3 separate regions of the Homo sapiens genome follow, and regions 2 and 3 are each linked to region 1. Evidence: read pairs that join two places in POLR2A ChIA-PET (ENCODE). Cell type or tissue: Panc1. All regions are shown on one strand.

Region 1 (5,000 bases):
ATAGCTTCCCACAGCCACACAATGAACCCTAATCAACCATCTTATTATTATTATTATTATTATTATTATTATTATTATTTGAGATGGAGTCTTGCTCTGCCGCCCAGGCTGGATTGCAGTGGTGTGATCTCAGCTTACTGCAACCTCTGCTTCCCAGGTTCCAGTGATTCTCCTGCCTCAGCCTCCCACATAGCTGGGATTACAGGCACCCACCACCACACCTGGCTAATTTTTTGTACGTTTAGTAGAGACGGGGTTTTGCCATGTTGGCTAGGCTGGTCTTGAACTCCTGACCTCAGGTGATCTTCCTGCCTCTGCCTCCCAAAGTGCTGGGATTACAGGCGTGAGTCACCGCACCCAGCCCTAATCAACCATCTTAAATACACATCTCTGGTCTTATGTGGAAAATGATGAGAGGGTTTTTTTTTTTTTTTTTAATTGAGACGGAGTTTCGCTCTGGTTGCCCAGGCTGGAGTGCAATGGTGCCGTCTCGGCTCACTGCAACCTCCACCTCCCAGGTTCAAGTGATTCTCCTGCCTCAGCCTCCTGAGTAGCTGGGATTACAGGCATATGCCACACTCCTGGCTAATATTTTGTATTTTTAGTAGAGACAGGGTTTCTCCATGTTGGTCAGTCTGGTCTTGAACTCCCAACCTCAGGTGATTCACCTGCCTCAGCCTCCCAAAATGCTGGGATTACAGGTGTGAGCCACCGCGCCTGGCCTGGGTTTTGTTTTTAATACCCATCTATGACTTGTAACTTCTACAGAGTAATAAAAGTGATGTATCATTTAAGGTATCATTATTCTGCTTCATGTAATAGAAACCCAGCTGTGGTGGCTTGACCAAGTAACTGGGTCTTTTCCTTCGATATAAGTCTGGAGATAGAAGTCCAGGGCCGGGAAGGTGCTTCCACAATGCCATTAGGTAGACAGGCTCCTCCTGTCTTTCTTTCTCCCATCTTTAGTGTGTAGCTTTTATCTTCATGCTTGCAAGATAGTGAAGTACATTTAGATCTAATGTCTACATTATAGGCAGGCACAGAGTGAAGCGCAGAAAGCAATTAACAGTTGTATTTTTCCATCTGATCAGGAAACAGTAACTTTCTTGAAAGTCCCACACAGGAGACTCCTCACATCTCATTGGCAAGAACTGGCTCTCATAGTTATATTTTTGTATACAAAATTATTTAATCACTTCTTAGCCTTTTGGCTAAGATCAAGGGTAGTATCAGTTCTTATCAGTTCTTTTTTTTTTTCTCTCTTTTGAGACAGAGTCTCGCTCTGTTGCCCAGGCTGGAGTGCAGTGGCGCAATCTCGGCTCACTGCAACCTCCGCCTCCCAGGTTCAAGCAATTCTCTTGCCTCAGCCTCTCAAGCTGGGATTACAGGTGCCAGACACGTTGCCTGGGTAATTTTTTTGTATTTTTAATAGAGACAGGGTTTCTCCATGTTGGCCAGGCTGGTCTCAAACTCAGGTGATTAACTTGCCGCTGCACTCCAGCTTGGGAAACAGAGCAAGACACACACACACACACACACACACACACACACACACACACACACACACACACACACACGAAGGAAGGAAAGAGAGAGAGGAAGGGAGGGAGGGAGGGAGGAAGGAAGAAAAGAAAGAAAAACATAAAAAAAGAGAAATAGAGAAATTTCCTCACTTGTTTCAATTCTTTAACATGTGTTGAAGAGAACTTTTTTTTTTTTTGAAACGGAGTCTCACTCTGTCACCCAGCAGGCTGGAGTGCAGTGGTGTGATCTCGTCTCACTGCAACCTCCATCTCCTGGGTTCAAGCAATTCTCTGCCTCAGCTTCCTGAGTAGCTGGGATTACAGGCGCCCGCCACCACGCCCGGCTAATTTTTGTATTTTTAGTACAGACAGGGTGTCACCATATTGGCCAGGCTGGTCTTGAACTCCTGACCTCGTGATCCACCCGCCTCGGCCTCCCAAAGTGCTGGGATTACTGCTGTGAGCCACTGTGCCAAGCCTGAAGAGAACTTTTTATACCTACATAAAATCAGGCAAGGGAGTATCAGTTATTTTTTAAATTTTACTGGTCACCCTTTCCCCTCTCTTCTGTCCCCTCCCCTCTTCCCTTGGAGCGCTCTTCCTCCTCCACGAGAATCCAGTGATTCTGGTGAGGCTGCTAAATGGAACACCCAGCTATGCCCATTGCTGCCCCATCGTGACTCACAGTAATGGACATGTGACTCAGCCTGGTCAGCTTATATCCCATTCTCCTGACCACAGTGACATCACAGTGATGGGCATAGAACCAGCAGTCAGTTACTCTCTGGGATTTATTTCATGGAACTAGGAGAGAGAGAGTGTTTAAGCCACCCCATCTCCAGCCCCCAGTAGACTTTTTTTTTCATTATTATAAATTTTTTTTTTCACAATCCCTACTTTGGATGTAGACTTAAAAAAAAAGTGTCAAGGAATGTATCCATTTCTTGTAGGTTTTCCAGTTTTTTGGCATATATTTATTCCCAGTAGTCTCTGATGATTCTTCATATTTCTGCGGTATCAGTTGTCCTGTCTCCTTTTCCATCTTTGATTTTATTTACTTGGGTATTCCTTTTTCTTAGTCTGGCTAAAGGTTTGTTGATTTTGTTTTCAAAGTAAACCAAGTTCATTTTTAAAAATCTTTTGTATTTTGGGGAGTTTCAGTTTCATTTGTTTCTGCTGTATCTTATTATTTCTTCTACTAATTTTGGGTTTGTTTTTGCTTTCCTAGTTAAGATGCGTTGTTAGGTTATTTATAGACTTTATTGTTATTATTTTTTTTTGATTCAGAGTTTCCCTCTCGTCACCCAGGCTGGAGTGCAGAGGTGCAATCTCTGCTCACTGCAACCTCTGCCTCCCGGGTTCAAGTGATTCCCCTTGCCTCAGCCTCCTGAGTAGCTGGGATCATTAGCACCCACCACCACACACCCAGCTAATTTTTTGTATTTTTGGTAGAGATGGGGTTTCACCATGTTGGCCAGGCTGGTCTTAAACTTCTGACCTCAGGTGACCTGCCTGCCTCGATCTCCCAAAGTGTTAGGCTTACAGGCGTGAGCCACCGCATCTGGCCATAGACTTTTTTAGAACTGTTTTAGGTTTACAACAATATCAAGTGGAAAGTAGAGCTCCCATATTCTACCCTCCTCTCCCCCCGCCCCACCTGCACAACCTCTTCCACCGTCAACATCTGGTGGAGTGGTACATTTGTTTCATCTGATGAACCAACATGGACATATCATTACCATGGGGCTCACTCTTAGTGTACATCCTATGAGTTTTGACAAATTTAAAATATGTATCCACCATTATATCATACAGAGTAGTTTCACTGCCCTAAAAAATCCTCTGTGCTCCACCTTGTCATCCTTCCCTCCTAACTTCTGGCAACCACAGATCCTTTTACTGTCTCTATAGTTGTGCCTTTTCTACAGTGTCGTATATTTGGAATCATACGGTGTGTCGCCTTGTCAGACTGGCTTCTTCCAGTTAGTAATATGCACTTAAGATTCATCTGTGTCTTTTCATTGTAGTTCATTTCTTCTTAGCGCTGAATAATAGCCCATTATATAGATGTGCCTCTGTTTATTCATTCACCTGTTGAAGGAAGAGTGTAAAAGAATTTGCAGACATACCATTTTTATTTGGAGGTGTCCAACTGATTTCTTGAATTCTTTATTTGGGTGTCTCACAGACATCTCAAACTTAGTATGTCTACCCATCCTGTCCCTCATTCCAGTTCAGGGTGCAGCACCACAATCCACCCAACTGCTCAAGCCAGAAGTTAGGTGTCAAATGTGGCTCTTCCATTCTCTCACCTGTCTCATCCCATATATCAGTAAAGTCCTGTTGCTCCTACCTCTAAAATATGTCTTGAATCCAGGTGGGCTGGTGCAGAAGCCTTTTATTCAGTCTCCTTCCTTCAAATGTTGTCCCGTACAATACACTTTCCACACAGTTAAAAGAATGACTCATCCATGGTTGGCTTGGTATTAATTGAAAGACCTGGTGTAAACAGTAAATATATTTGTACTATATTCTGGACTCTCAGCATTTTTATAAATGGCTAAAAATAAGACAGTTCTTTGTAGCAAATAGAGGAATTAGACCCGAATGTCCTTCAAGATGTTTTGGAGCATAATAGTAAGGCTTTATATAGTTACCACTTCCCGAACCCAAAATTAAAGTACATATTCCAGGAGGCAGTAGGGTACTTAGGGTTCAAATAATTATCATTTTATTAAACACCTTTTATGTTTGCTATGTACTTCATCTTACTTAATTCTAACATAGGTGGGCCAAGATAAACAGGACATTCTTCAAACATAATTTCTGGATTTGTTTAACATTTAATGGGGGTGGGACAAAACATTTTTAAATAATTTTTTTTGAGGCAGAGTCTCATTCTGTCACCCAGGCTGGAGTGCAATGGCGCCATTTTGGCTCACTGTAACCTCCACCTCCCAGGTTCAAGCAATTCTCCAGCTTCAGCCTCCCGAGCAGCTGGGATTACTGGCGCGCACCATCATGCCTGGCTAATTTTTATATTTTTAGTAGAGACGGGGTTTTACCATGTTGGCCAGGTTGGTCTCGAACTCCTGACCTCCTGTGATCCACTCGTCTCAGCCTCCCAAAGTGCTGAGATTACAGGCGTAAGCCACCATGCCCAGCCTAAAAAACAATTATTATTTTATTTTTTTAGATAAGTGTTTACTGATATTTTTATTTTGGAGCTCCAAAGGAAAACAAGTCACATCTATTATTTTGCATTTTTCATGTAAGAATAAAACATTTTCCTTTAACAGATACCAACTTATTTTTTCTTTTTACTCTTTTTCTAAATTCATCCAATAAACATTATGCCGTTGTGAAAACAAAAGTTTATTTATATATATATATATATATTTTTATTATACTTTAAGTTCTAGGGTACATGTGCACAACGTGCAGGTTTGTTACATATGTATACATGTGCCATGTTGG
Region 2 (5,000 bases), 1.2 Mb before region 1:
AATAACATAGAAAATTTAGTTTGCATGAAATACCTTCAATGCTGAGCTGCTTGCAACAATTGTCAAAAATAGGAATTCTAGGCTGGGTGCAGTGGCTCACGCCTGTAATCCCGGCACTTTGGGAGGCCGAGGCGGGCGGATCACGAGGTCAGGAGATCGAGACCATCCTGTCTAACATGGCGAAACCCTGTCTCTATTAAAAATACAAAAAATTAGCCAAGCATGGTGGCGGGGGCCTGTAGTCCTAGCTACTCAGGAGGCGGAGGCAGGAGAAGGCAGGAGAATGGCCTGAACCCAGGAGGCGGAGCTTGCGGTGAGCTGAGGTCGCACCATTGCACTCCAGCCTGGTTGACAGAGCGAGACTCTGTCTCAAAAAAAAAAAAAAAAAAAAAAAAAAAAAAATGGGATTCTAAGTGATCCTTTCCTAGGATGGCCTCAGCATATTTCTCAGAAATGGAACAACTGAGGGGGCTGGTTCCATAAAACATGGATGCCAGAGAACTCTGAATTCTCAACTGTGGCTTATTGAGCCTCCCATATTTAAAACTTCTTCCAGTTGCAAATATGACATGTGCTAATGCAAAAATTTATACACTGCAAAATGAAAGCTCCCACTCCCACTGTCAACAGGCCCATCCACCATACCCCTTCCTACCCTAGAGGACTATTAATACTTTGGTTTACAGCCTTTCAGATCACCTTTCCATGCATTTAGGAATCTATGTATATATGAACATAAAAATGTTGTATGTTATATTAATCATATTACATAAAATGTCCCACAAGTTGGTTTGTCTACTGTTTTTTTTAAGAGAGTTTTTTATGTCAATATCCATAGCTGAAATAATGTATTAAAATCACCAAGTAGGTTCCATTGCAGGAGTGCACTCTAACCTGCTTAACTCGGTCTGCTACTTGAGCTATTTCTTCCCCTTCCTCCCCCTTTTCTTCATTTTCTTCTTTCCTTTTTGCTGTTTATTTTATTTTATATTTTTTGAGACAAGGTGTCACTCTATCACCTAGGCTGGAGTGAAGTGACACAATCACGACTCACTGCAACCTTGATCTCCTGGGCTCAGGTGATCCTCCTCCCTCAGCCTCCCAAGTAGCTTTGGACTATAGTTGTATGCCGCCACATCTGCCTAGTTTCTAAATTTTTTGTAGAGGCAAGATCTTACCATGTTGCCTAGGCTTCTTTTTGCTATTACAAGCAATCCTATAACAAACTTCTTTGTAGCTAAGACAAGTTTTAAATAATTTTCGGTTTTTCAGTGTTGGTCAATGCGGTGGGTGAAATGTGGCATCTTGTTTCTTTCATTTGCATTTCCTCAATGAAGAAATAGTTTAGTCTACTGGCCACTCATATTTATTTTGTGAATTGCTTAGACCTGTGCTGTCTAATTTGATTATCACCAGCCAAATGTGGACACTGAGCACTTGAAAAGTGGACAGCCTAAATTGGGTTGTGCTGTCAGTGTAAGATACACAGAAATTTCAACGACTTGGTCTAAACAAAAGATCTCACTAATATTTTTATATTGGTTATCTTAATATCTCATTAATATTCTTATATTGATTACATATCAATGTAATAAGAGATACTGCTTTAAATAATTTTAATGTGACTAATAAAAAATTTAAAATTACATATGTAGCTCACGTGATATTTCTATTGGACAGAGATGACTTAGATTTTTCTTTTAATTGGGTTGATTGTCTTTTTCTTATTGATTTATAAGAGCTCTTGATATTTTGTTAATCCATATTTTTTGACTGCTATTTTTATAGCAAATATTTCTTCCCCATCTGTAACTTATTTTTCACCTTGAATTATGGAGCCTCTTGCCATACAAAGGTTGTAAGTTTTTAAGAATCTGCCCATTGGCTGGGTGTGGTGGCTCACGCCTGTAATCTCAGCACTTTGGGAGGCCAAGGCGGGCCGATCATGAGGTCAAGAAATTGAGACCATCCTGGCCAACTTGGTGAAACCCCGTCTCTACTAAAAATACAAAAATTAGCAGGGCATGGTGGCACGCACCTGTACTCCCAGCTACTCGGGAAGCTGAGGCACGAGAATTGCTTGAACCCAGGAGGCGGAGGTTGCAGTCAGCTGAGATTGTGCCACTGCACTCCAGCCTGGCAACAGAGTGACCATGCCACCATGCCAAAATTACAAAAATAACTTCCTGTGTTTTCTTAAAGTCATTTCTTTCTTTAATGTTTACTTCTTTTAGGTACCTGAGTTTTTTTGTTTGTTTGTTTGGTGTGAAATAGCAGAAGTTTTAAAATTTGTATTAAATTATAGGGTAGGTAGACAAAAGAACACACATCAGATATGTACATAGTTGGATTTTCAGTGAGTGATGGTCATTGGATTGCTTATTCCATATGAAAACCAATTCTCCTAACATCATTTTTTGAGCACTCCTTGCTTTTCCAAATGATGTGAATTGGCTCTTTTCACATGCAGTATAACATTTCTGTAACAAATGAAGCATTTTGAACTCTTCCTCCGTCTCATCAGTATACTTGATTATTCCTGCACCAGACTCTCACTATTTTAATTACCAATATTTTATAGAATGTTCCTATATCTAGGAGATCAAACCTTTTCACAGATTTATTCATAGGAATGGTCTTTTCCAACAAACTTCAGAATCAGTTTACCAATATCCAAATTAAATTCTGTTAGAATTTTGAATGAGATTGCATTGACCATATAGATTACTTTGAGGGAGAATTTACATGTTTGCAATATTACTCCTATGCAGGAACATGATATATCTCTTCATTTATTTATGTCTTTAAAATGTGAATCAATAAAATTTTATATTTATTTTAATATCTGCCTTATGCTTTATGTATTAGGATTTTTCTTAATGATTTTCTTGTTCTTGTTACAAGAAAGAAACATTGATGATGTTGAATTGATTTTTTTAACTCTATGTTTTATAATTATGTTGTATCCAATCAACTTAGTTGAATGTTCTTTTGGTTCTTTAGTTTTTCACTTGATTATTTTTGATTTTCTGGATACACAATTATGTGATGCCATAGAGCTGGCTTATGCCAGTTTATGAGACTTGATTATTAAGTTTTCAGAAATTTTGTGAGGTGGTTGTTAAACATAGCCATTATTAAGAATTAAATTATGTAAATAAACTAAAAAATACATTAGAATGCCAATAATAATTTAAAATAAGCAAAAAATGTTAAAAAAGAGTTAAATTATGTAAACTTACAATTAAATAGATTATATAAAAGACTAAGGTAATAAATGCTCAAAACTCATCATGTCCTAATTGTTTTCTTACATTTTACTATTATCTATGCTCTTGAGGTTATTTATTTCTTCTGTTTCTATATAATGGAAATTCTTTATGACAGTATGCTATTGTGTCTCTTCCAGCTCCACATTCAGTGATGTCCCTCTGGTAGGTTGAAAGCAACCATCACAGGAGTACTGTATTTACACTACAGAAACCAGCAAATGTTACCATTTAGGTCTTGATTTATTGTTTTGTTAACTGTCTAGACTTAATAATGTAATGGAGAAAATGTTAATAATGGAAATTTCTATGGTTTGGACATGGTTTGTGTTTGTTCCCACCAAAACTCATGGTGAAGTTTAATCCCCAATGTGGTGGTGCTGGGGGTCAGGGGATGGGTCCCTCATTAATGTTTTGGTGCCATTCTCACAGTATTGAATGAGTCCTCACTCCAATGAGACTGGATTAGTTCTCGAGGGAACAGAGTAGTTCCCAAGAGAGTGGGTTGTTATAAAGCCAGGATGTGTTTCAGATTTTTGTCTCTCTTCACACATGTCCACTTCCCCTTTGATGTTCTCTACCACGTTATGATGCAGTACAAAAGACCTTGCCAGAAACCAAGGCCATGCCCTTGAACTTCCCAGCCTGCAGAACTGTGTGAGCTAAATAAACCTCTTTTCTCCTCTTTCTTTCTTTCTCTTTTCTCTTTCTTTCTTTCTTTCCTTTCTTTTTTTCTCTCTTTCTTTCTTTTTTTCTTTCTTCTTTTCCCTTTCTTTCTCCTTCCTTCCTTCCTTCATTCCTTCCTCTTTCTTTCTCCCTTTCCTGTCCTTTCCTTTCCTTTCCTTTCCTTTCCTTTCCTTTCCTTTCCTTTCCTTTCCTTTCCTTTCCTTTCTTTCCTTTCTTTCTTCTGTTCCCCAGGCTGGAGTGCAGTGGCATGATCTTGGCTCACTGCAACCTCCACCTCCTGGGTTCAAGCGATCCTCCCACCTCAGCCTCCCAAGTAGCTGGAACTGCAGGTGTGTGCCACCACATCCAGCTAATTTTTTGTAAATTTTTTTTGTACAGACTGGGTTTCAATATGTTGCCCAGGCTGGTCTTGAACTCTGAGGCTCAGGCAATCCACCTGTCTTGGCCTCTCAAAGTGCTGGGACTATAGGTGTGGGTTACCACACCTGGCCAAATCTCTTTTCTTTATAAATTACCCAGTCTCAGATATTTTGTTAGGATGACACAAAACAGACAACACAGAGATTAAACTTGTGAATGTGTCATACCTGTAGTCATTACATTGTGAAAAACACAAAAAATTGAGGAAATAAATACTCTTGAAGTATTCAAAAACGATTTTTCAATTTAACCAAGAAGTTGCTCATATCATTGACCAACAAGTGAAGTTCAGGCAAGTTGTTTCACTTTAATTTCAAGTTGTTCCATTTTAATTTTAAGTTGTTCATATATAAATAAAACCATCAACCAACATTCATACTGGAAACTACACTCAGAACCAGTTGTTTATCATATATCATCATACCACTGATTTTACAGCATATAAATAATGAAAGTCTCTCTTTCAAATATTACATCTTATCTTATTTTTTGCATCTACTGCATCGGCTAGGGCTCTAATACAATGTGGAATAACAGCAGTGTTTCTCGACATTCTTGATTTGATCCTAATTTTAATGTTTCTATTTTGTTATTAAAAATGATGTTGTTCTGGATTTCTGGTAG
Region 3 (5,000 bases), 310 kb before region 1:
AGCAATGATGATGAAACTTTTTTTTTTTTTTGAGACAGTCTCGCTCTGTCACCCAGGCTGGAGTTCAGTGGCACCATCTTGGCTTACTGCAAGCTCCACCTCCCGGGTTCTCGCCATTCTCCTGCCTCAGCCTCCCGGGTAGCTAGGACTACAGGCATCCGCCACCATGCCCAGCTAATTTTTTGTATTTTTAGTAGAGATGGGGTTTCACCATGTTAGCCAGGATGGTCTCAATCTCCTGACCTCATGATCCGCCCGTCTTGGCCTCCCAAAGTGCTGGGATTACAGGCGTGAGCCACCGGGCCCAGCCAGTGAAACTTTTTTAAGAGGCGGTTTCTCGCTAATTCCCAGGCTGGAGTGCAGTGGCTCTTCACAGGTATGATCATAAAGCACTGCAGCCTCTAATTCCTGGGCTCAAAGGATCCTCCCACCTTAGCCTCCCCAGGAGCTGGGACTGTAGGTGCATGCCACCATACCCAACTCTGATTACACAACTTTAAGAGGCTTTGTGGGCAAAAGGCATCAATCCATGATAGCATGAGCAGGAGGAAAAGATGGCAGAGTCGATATGATAAAAGCCTGGCACCCACATAAATAGTCAACTGATCTTTGACAAGGGGCAAAGGCGATACAATGGATAAAAAATAATCTTCTCAACAAATGGTGCTGGAAAAACTGGAGAGCCACATATGAAAAAATGCATCTAGAAACAGACCTTACGCTTTTCACAAAAATGAACTCAAAATGGATTACAGACCTAATGTGTGACACAAAACTATAAAGCTCCTAGAAGGTATCATAGGAGAAAATCTAGATAACCTTGAGTATGGCAATGACATTTTAGATACAACACTGAAGACGTTTCATGATCCGTGAAAGAAACTGATAAGCTGGACATAATTAAAACTTTAAAAATTTTCTCTGAGAAAGACAATGTTAAAAGAATGAGAAGACACCTCTGCCAAAAGACTGCTATCCAAATGTACAAAAAAACCTTAAAACTCAATAATATGAATACTAACAATCCGACCAAAAACTGGACCAAAGACCTTAAGAGATACCTCACCAAAAAAGATATACAGATGGCAAAAAAGCATATGAAAAGATGCTCCAAATCATATGTCATTGGGGAAATAAAAAGAAAACAATGAGATACCACTATACACCTATTAGGATGGCCAACATCCAGAACACTGACAACACCAAATGCTGAGTAGGATATGGAGCAACAGGAACTCTGATTCATTGCTGGTGGAAATGCAGAATGGTACAGCAACTTTGGAAGTCAGTTTGATGGTTCCTTATACTACTACATATACAGACTCTTACCATGTAATTCAGCATGCAATTCAGTTCTCCTTGGTATTTGCCGAAAGAAGTTTAAAATTTATGTTTTAACTTTTTTAACACAGAAACCTGCCCTCATATGTTTATAGCAGTTTTATTCACAATTGCCAAAACTTGGAAGCAACCACGATATCCTTCAGTAGGAAAATGGATATGTGAACTGTGTTCGAGCCAGAGAATGGAATATTATTCAGCATGGAAAAGAAATGAACTAACAAGTCATAAAAAGACATGGAGGAAACTTAAATGCATATTACTCAGTGAAAGAAGCCAATCTAAAAAGTCTGCATATTATATAATCCCAAATATATTACATTCTGGAAAAGGTACAACTATAGACACAGTAAAAAGATCAGTGGTTGCTAGAAGTTAGTAGGGAGGAAGGGATGAATAGGCATAGAATAAAGGATTTTTTAGGTCAGTGAAACCACTTTCCATGATACTGTAATAGTGGATACATACCATATACATTTATTCAAACCCATAAAATGTACAACAGCAAGAGTAAGCCCTAATATATACTATGTTCTTTGGTGATAATGATGTGTCAGTGTAGCTCCATAAATTGTAACAAATATAACACTCTGAGGGGGAAGGAGTTTTTTTTTTTATTTGAGATGGAGTCTCGCTCTGTCACCCAGGCTGGAGTGCAGTGGCGTGATCTCAGCTCACTGCAAGCTCCACCTCCCGGGTTCATGCCATTCTCCTGCCTCGGCCTCCTGAGTAGCTGGGACTACAGGCACCCGCCACCACGCCTGGCTAATGTTTGTGTGTGTGTGTGTGTATTTTTAGTAGAGACGGGGTTTCACCGTGTTAGCCAGGATGGTCTCGATCTCCTGACCTTGTGGTCCACCCGCCTCAGCCTCCCAAAGTGCTGGGATTACAGGGGTGAGTCACAGTGCCTGGCCTACTGTCTATTGTCTTTGTCTAATTTTGATATTTTATGCTGACCTCATAAAATTAGTTGGGAAGTCTTTTCTTTACTATTTTCTAAAAGAGATTTTGGAAAATTGACCTAAATTCAAACTTAACTCTTCCTTAAGTGTTTGTAAAATTTACCAGTGAAGGCATCTGGGCCTGGTGCTTTATTTTTTGAAAGGTTATTTGTTATTGATTTAATTTCTTTAGAAGTTGCATGGAATTGGTTTTATTCCTTCTTTATATGTTTGGTAGAATTTACCAGCAAAACTATTTGAGCCTGGAGATTTCTTTTTCAGAAAATTTTCAACGGAGAATTAATGATTTACAATAGTCACAAGACTATTGAATTATCTATTTTATCTTGCTCAGTTTTGGCAGTTTGTGTGTTTTAGAAATTATTCTTGTTCAACTAAGCTGTCAAATTTATGTGAGTGAAGCTGTTTATTATCTTTTTAAAGTATGCAGGGTATGTAGTGATTTCCCCTATTTCTTTCCTGATATTGGTAATTTGGACTTCACACTTTTTTTGTGTGTCACTCTTGCTAGATAGAGATTTATCCTATTGATCTTTTCAAAGAACCAACTTTTATTGATTTTTCTCTTTTCTGTTTTCAATTTCATTGATATCTATTCTTATCTTTCTTAGTTCCTTCTTACTGCTTGCTTTTTGTTCTTGTTCTTCTAGTTTTACATAAGGAAGTTTGGTTATTGATTTGAGATCTTTCTTCTAATAAAGTATCTAATGGCAGAAAATTTCCACTAAGCACTGATGTAGCTGCAGCCTACAAATTTAAATATGATATATTTTCATTTATTTCATAGATTCCTGTAACTTCCCCCTCTTCTGTTATGGCTGTCTTGTACATTACATCTACATTCGTTGAAATCCTCACCAGACATTGTAACCACCCAGTGGGTTCACCTTGCCTGCTGCCTAGACAGAGCCAGTTTATCAAGACAGGGGAATTGCAAGAGAGAAAGAGTAATTCACGCAGAGCCAGCTGTGCAGGAGAGCAGAGTTTCGTTATTACTCAAATCAATCTCCCCAAGCAGCACTCAGGGATCAGAGTTTTTAAGGACAACTTAGTGGGTCAGGGGAAGCTGGTCAGCTAGGAGTGCAGATTGGTCAGGTCAGAGATGAAATCACAGGGAGTCAAAGCTGTCTCCTTGCCCTGAGTCCGTTCCTGGGTGGGGGCCACAAGATCATCAAGTGTATCAATCTGGGTGGTGCCAGCTGATCCAACAAGCGCAGGGTCTGCAAAATATCTCAAGCACTGATCTTAGGAGCAGTTTAGGGAGGGTCAGAGTCTTGCAGCCTCCAGCTGCATGACTCCTAAACCATAATTTCTAATCTTGTGGTTAATTTGTTTGTCCTACAAAGGCAGTCTAGTCCCCAGGCAAGAAGAAGGTTTGTTTTGGGAAAGGGCTGTTATCGATTTTGTTTTCAACTATAAACTGTAAACTAAGTTCCTCCCAAAGTTAGTTCAGCCTAAGCCCAGAAAGGAACAAGGACAGTTTAAAGGTTAGAACCAAGATAGAGTAGGTTAGATTAGCTCTCCTTCACTGTCTCAGTCATAATTTTGCAAAGGCAATTTCAACATTGTTAAAATTTTTGCTTTCAAACATATTTAAAGGACTAAAGAAAAAATAATAGCCCATTATATATGCCCATATACCTATCATTTCTGTTGGTTGTCCTTAATTAATAGTTTTCCAAGTATACTTAATCTAAGAATGTCTTTCACTTTTATTCCTGAAACATATTTTTTTAACCAGATATACAATTATGAATTAACAGTTATTTTCTTTCATCACTTGAAAACTGTCTCACTTTTTTCTGGCCCCTGTGGTTTCTGAGGAGAACTCCATAGTCATTTGCATCATTCTCTCCCTGTAAGTAATGAGCCATTTGTCTCTGATGGCTTTCAAGATTTTTTATTTGTCTTTAGTTCATGTGTTATATATATACTAGTTATAATGTGTCTTGGAATGGGTTTCCTTGGTTTTATCCTGTTCAAGTTTTGCTGATTTTCTTAAATCTGTAGGTTTATGTTGTCTGCCAAATTTCAGGATTTTTAGCCAGTTTTTTAAATAGTTTTTTTGGCACCACGTTTTCTTCTCTCTTTTTGGGACTCTGGTGACATAAAGGTTAGGTCTTTTGCTATTGTCCCATAGGTCCCTGAGTCCAAGTGGGTGTTTTTATATCTTTTTCTCTGTTACTCAGGTTAGATCATTTCTATTGAACTTTGTTCACATACACTGGGTCTTTACTCTGACATATCTATTTTGCCATTAAGCCCATACAGTGAGTTGTTTTTGTTTTTGTTTTTTTTTTAGTTTCAATTACTGTGTTTTTCAGTTCTCAATTTCTATTCAGTTTTTATGGCTAGAGTACAATAGCTATTCACAGGCATGATTATCGCACATTACAGCCTCAAACTCCTGGGTGCAAGCAATCCTCCTGCCTCAGCCTCCAGGGTAGCTGAGACTACAGGCATCTGCCACCATACATAGCAATAATTTCTGTTAAATAAAAATTATAGGAGATCACTTTTTTGAACTAAGCTCTTGCTCTAGGCCCCAAAAGACCAAACTAAAAATCAAAATGGAGACATCCATGCTACAGTTTCATGTCACCAAACCCAGACTAAGTTGTTATCTGACCTTCAGAGAAATCGCAAGAGACATAACAGCAATCTTCAATCCAACCTTCAATCCATATGATAATGAAG

What was found. ChIA-PET counts read pairs that join two places held together with the same protein. Peaks named below come from ENCODE experiments on the same cell type or tissue, not always from the same donor. Only the 100,000 strongest peaks of a DNase experiment are listed, where the experiment ranks them.
Region 2: POLR2A ChIA-PET joins it to region 1 with 5 read pairs; 2 of 35 experiments call an interaction of 5 or more read pairs at or near these places.
Region 3: POLR2A ChIA-PET joins it to region 1 with 7 read pairs; 2 of 35 experiments call an interaction of 5 or more read pairs at or near these places.

Annotation. Positions count from the first base shown.
Region 1 is chr10:27,189,692-27,194,691 of GRCh38, reverse strand. It overlaps a transcript of ACBD5 not described here and the pseudogene RNU2-24P. Among named protein-coding and RNA genes, the nearest start is that of MASTL, 37 kb to the right of the region's middle. In Panc1, no CTCF peak of the experiment used is centred here; a DNase peak (open chromatin) is centred at 2,271.
Region 2 is chr10:28,346,146-28,351,145 of GRCh38, reverse strand. No RefSeq gene overlaps it. Among named protein-coding and RNA genes, the nearest start is that of MPP7-DT, 45 kb to the right of the region's middle. In Panc1, no CTCF peak of the experiment used is centred here; no DNase peak of the experiment used is centred here.
Region 3 is chr10:27,494,767-27,499,766 of GRCh38, reverse strand. No RefSeq gene overlaps it. Among named protein-coding and RNA genes, the nearest start is that of RAB18, 7.0 kb to the left of the region's middle. In Panc1, no CTCF peak of the experiment used is centred here; no DNase peak of the experiment used is centred here.